2 separate regions of the Homo sapiens genome follow, and region 2 is linked to region 1. Evidence: chromatin loops called from intact Hi-C (ENCODE). Cell type or tissue: OCI-LY7. All regions are shown on one strand.

Region 1 (2,500 bases):
CTGTGGAGGTTTGTACTGGGGCACAGGGAGGGGGCATAGAGAGGAGACTGAGGCTCCCATAGCTCCTCCTCCAGCAGCTTTTGGACTCCTTACTCTGGGTTTACCAGACATGGGATAGGGTTATCAAGTCAAGAGAAAAAAAAAATTAATGGGATAAATAAAATCCAAACATATTTCTCTCTTTATGGCCAGGCTTATTTCAGCCCACCTAGACCTTCTAGGATCTCCTGGACCCCCTGCGCCCATCGAGAGTGTCTTGACTGCCCAGATGAGACTCTCACTGTGCCCCTGGAGAACCCTGAGCCCAGCCTGCCCCCTACTCCAGTTACCGCATCAGCCAGCACCTGGATCCCTTAGAAACCACCCCCCTCTGGCCCCAGGTGCTCTAATAGCCAGACTCTGGGTGTCTTCATCTCAGTCCTCAGCCTTCCCTTATCTGAGCTGAGGACTCGCCCTCGAGACCACATCCTGGCTGGTACCTCCTAGCCCTGGCTCAGGCCGGCATGTAGGTACTTCTGTTGGATGTGAGCACTTGCTTCCTGAGGGAGAAGCCTGGGCTCCTCCACCTGCTCCTTGCTTAATCCCATCTCAGGAGTGTCTCGGGCCAGGTGCCAGGTGAGGCTCAGACAAGAAAAAGAGCCTGGAGTCCCTGGGACAAAGGCAGGGCTCCCTGGAAAGTACCGTGTGTATTTTTCCTTCCTCTGGGACACAGCAGGCCTGGGGATTTCTCCCTTACTCAAGCAGCAAGGAGATGGCCTAGGAGTGTCCCTGGCACCCAGCCTGAACCCTACTGAGCCTCAGGTAACTCACCTCCCAGCTCCCCCTGGGACTATTAGATGACAGGGAGAGGGTGAGGGTGGGCCCCATGCCTTAAGGTGGACCTCAAGTTGAGGGAAGGCTTTCTAGACCGTGCCCTTATTCTCTGTCCCAGTCTCAGGCTCTGCCTCTTGGTTAAGTTTGGGGTCCAGAAACCTTCAGAGGATGGAGATGACACCCATAAATATTAGAGACTGAGTAGGGGGCGGGAAGCGGTGGCGGCAGCGCACCCCCGGGGTGCAACTGCCCTGGAACTCCAAGTGGTGGCTTCAAAACTGGATTAAAATTTATTTCCGCGAAACCCTGGAGTCACGGTCCGGCGCCGACTGGCGTTTTCTGCCGTAGACTGAGAACGCGTCAGGGATGGCTCCGTTGGCAGCGCGCGCGAGCGCCCCCGGGCCGCGCCTGGAGGGTTGACAGCGACTCGCGGGCGAACTGTGAACCCGCAGCCCCTGGGCTCCGAGCGCAAACCTGGCGACTGGGAGGGCCCGGGGAGCGGGTGAGCCAGCGCCAGCCCCGCCGGCCCCAGGAGCGCGAATTTCTCTACATTTCCGGCTGTGGCCGCAGTTGGAGGATGGGATCAAAACGGGCAAAAAAGTGCGACCTGGGCCGAGGTGTCGGATCGCCTCGAGGTGGGAGGCCGAGGTGTTGGATCGCCTGAGGTCAGCAGTTCGAGACCAGCCTGGCCGACAGGGAGAAACCCTGTCTTTACCGAAAATAGAAAAATTAGCCGGGCGTGGTGGCGGGCGCCTGTAATCCCAGCTACTCCAGAGGCTGAGGCAGGAGAATCGCTTGAACCCGGGGAGTTGCAGTGAGCCGAGATCGCGCCACTGCACTCCAGCCTGGGTGACAGAGCCAGACTCCATCTCAAAAAAAAGAAAAAAAGACACCAGCAAAGGGTTTTTTTCTGTTAATAACTAGGTCCCCCCAACCCCCCAAAAAGGAGGATGGTTAAAAGCAGAAAAGGCAAAAAATAAAGGCTTTTGGCCGGGCGTGGTGGCTCACACCTGTAATCTCAGCACTTTGGGAGGCCGAGGCAGGCAGATCACCTGAGGTCAGGCGTTCAAGACCAGCCTGGCCAACATGGTGAAACCCCTGCTCTACTTTAAAAAAAAAAAAAAATTAGTGGGGCATGGTGCCGGACACCTGTAATACTAGCCACTCAGAAGGCTGAGGCAGGAGAATCGCTTGAACCCGGGAGGCGGAGGTTTCAGTGAGCCGAGATCGCACCGCCACACTCCAGCCTGGGCGACAGAGCGAGACTCTGTCTTAAAAAATAAAATAAATAAACTCTTTTATATTTCAAAATCTGAAGACAAATCACTGTAGTGCAGATAAAATAAAACGTTCATATCATTTTATTATTTTAACGTGTTTCATATTATTTTAACGTGTGACATTAAACAATTTCAGGGCCGGGCGCGGTGGCTCAAGCCTGTAATCCCAGCACTGTGGGAGGCCGAGACGGGCGGATCACGAGGTCAGGAGATCGAGACCATCCTGGCTAACACGGTGAAACCCCATCTCTACTAAGAATACAAAAAAATTAGCCGGGCGCGGTGGCGGGCACCTGTAGTCCCAGCTACTCGGGAGGCTGAGGCAGGAGAATGGCGTGAACGCGGGAGGCGGAGGTTTCAGTGAGCCGAGATCGCGCCACTGCACTCCAGCCTGGGCGACAGAGCGA
Region 2 (2,500 bases), 150 kb before region 1:
TGGGCACCAAGAGTGAAACTCCATCTCACGAAAAAAAAGAAACAAAAAAGAAACGAGAAGGCGAGGCTCAGTGGCTCATGCCTGTAATCCCAGCACTTTGGGAGGCCAAAGCGGGAGCATCACTTCAGCCCAGGAGCTCAAGACCAGCCTAGCAACATAGTGAGACCTTGTCTGTATGAATGAACCAATAAAAGAAAAGAAAAGAGGCCGGGCACAGTGGCTCATGCCTGTAATCCCAGCACTTGGGAGGCCGAGGCAGGCAGATCACCTGAGGTTGGGAGTTCGAGACCAGCCTGACCAACATGAAGAAACTCTGCCTCTAAAAAATACAAAATTAGCCAGGCATGGTGGTGGGTCCCTGTAATCCCAGCTACTCGGGAGGCTGAGGCAGGAGAATCGCTTGAACCCAGTTGGCGGAGGTTGTGGTGAGCTGAGATCACACCATTGCACTACAGCCTGGGCAACAAGAGCGAAACTCCATCTCCAAAAAAAAAAAGAGAGAGAAGAAAAGAAGAAACTAGAGAAAGAAGAGCAAACAAAATAAAGAGGAAGGAAGCAAGAGAGGGAGGGACGGAGGGACGGACAGACTAGAGAAAGACCAAAAAGAAACAAACAAAAAAACAAGAGAAAGAAGAGCAAACCAAACTAGCAAAAGAAAGAAAAGCTAGCAGAAGGAAGGAAACAGTAAGATTAGAGCAGAGATAAACAAAAGAGAAAAACAGCGGAGAATCAAGGAAATAAAAGGTTGTTTCTTTGACAATATCAACATAATTGACAAACCTTTGGCTAGATTGACTAGTAAGGAGAGAAGATGGACAGAAATAACTAAAATCACAAATGAAATTTGGGGACTTACTATCAGTGTTACAGAAGTTAAAAAGGAATATAACACTATGAACAATTACATGCCAACAAATAGAAAAGCTAGATGAGGTAGACAAATTTCTAGAAAAACACAAATTACCAAAACTGACTCAAGAAGAAACAGAAAATTTAAACAGACCTATAACAAGCAAAGAGATTGAATCCTTAACCACAAGCCTCCCAACGAAGAAAAGTCCACCACCAGATGGCATCACTGGTGCACTCTACTAGAAATTTAAAGAATTGACACAAATTCTCAAACTCTTCCAAAAAACAGAAGAGGAGGGAACACTCCCTCATTTCACGAGGCCAGTATTACCCTGCTACCAAAGCCAGATAAGGGCATTGCAGGAAAAGAAATCTACAGACTAATGTAATCAATATAATACATCACATTAATAGAACAAAGGGGGAAAAATGATCATTTCAATTGATGCATAAAAAGCATCTGCCATAATCCAACACTCTTTCATTATAAAAACACTCAGGAAACTAGTAATAGAAGCTAGTAACTTCCTCAACATAATAAAGGAAATTTATTAAAAATCCGAAGTGCTTGCTTCTGCAGCACATATACTAAAATTAGAATGATTCAGAGATTAGCATGTCCCCTGCACAAGGATGACATGCAAATTAATGAAGCATTCCATATTTAAAAAACAAAAAACAAACAAACAAAAAAAACACACATAGATAGCACCATACACAATGGTGAAAGATTGAATGCTTTCCCCCTAAGATCAGGAACAAGGCAAAGATGCCTGCTTTTACTACTGGTATTCAACACCGTACTGAAAGTTCTAGACAGGCAAAAATAAAAATTAAAAAAAAGGCACCCAAATTGGGAAGGAAGAAGTAAAACTATCTCTATTTGCAGATGGCATGATCCTATATGTAGAAAATCCCAAAGAATACACCAAAAGAGCTACTAGAGCTAATAAACAAATTCAGCAAAGTTGTAGGGCACAAGATCAGCACACAAAAATCACTTGTTTTTACACACCAGCAATGAACAATCCAAAAAGGAAATTAAGAAAATAATTCCATTTATAATAGCATCCAGAAGAAGAAAATAATCAAGAATAAATTTAACTAAGGAAGTAAAAAAATCTATATACTGAAAATGACAAAACACTGCTTAGAGATGACCTAAATAAATAAAAGGACATCCCATGTTCATTAATTGGAAGACAATGGTGTTAAAATGTTAATGTCACCCAGAGTGATGACAGATTCAATGCAAAATTCCAATGTCCCTTTTTGCACAAATAGAAAAGCAATGTTCAAGTCTATATGGAATTGCCAGGGGCCCTGATTAGCCAAAACGATAACAAATAAGAACAAGTTGAAGCACTCAAACCTCCTGATTTCAAAAGTTACTACACTCCGGGTGCAGTGGCTCATGCCTGTAATCCCAACACTTTGGGAGACAGAGGCGGGTGGATCACCTGAGGTCAAGAGTTCGAGACCAGCCTGCCCAACATGGTAAAACCCCATCTCTACTAATAATACAAAACTTAGCTGGGCATGGTGGCACACACCTGTAATCCCAGCTACTTTGGAGGCTGAGGCAGGAGAATTGCTTGAACCTGGGAGGCGGAGGTTGCAGTGAGCTGAGACTGCGCCATTGCACTCC

What was found. Peaks named below come from ENCODE experiments on the same cell type or tissue, not always from the same donor. Only the 100,000 strongest peaks of a DNase experiment are listed, where the experiment ranks them.
Region 2: it touches region 1 in a loop (12-fold over the local background); 4 of 110 quality-filtered maps call a loop at or near these places.

The regions. Positions count from the first base shown.
Region 1 is chr22:50,543,088-50,545,587 of GRCh38, reverse strand. KLHDC7B-DT (KLHDC7B divergent transcript) reads left to right here. Exons shown (of 4, transcript NR_199716.1): 3 at 193-801. Among named protein-coding and RNA genes, the nearest start is that of KLHDC7B, 1.6 kb to the left of the region's middle. RefSeq lists a silencer at 1,074-1,368. In OCI-LY7, CTCF peaks have their summits at 997 and 1,198; DNase peaks (open chromatin) are centred at 427 and 1,197; H3K4me3 peaks cover 319 bases.
Region 2 is chr22:50,690,280-50,692,779 of GRCh38, reverse strand. The region is part of intron 11 of SHANK3 (SH3 and multiple ankyrin repeat domains 3); the gene reads right to left. It also overlaps the pseudogene RNU6-409P. Among named protein-coding and RNA genes, the nearest start is that of SHANK3, 19 kb to the right of the region's middle. In OCI-LY7, CTCF peaks have their summits at 858 and 1,063 (motif pointing right); a DNase peak (open chromatin) is centred at 1,069.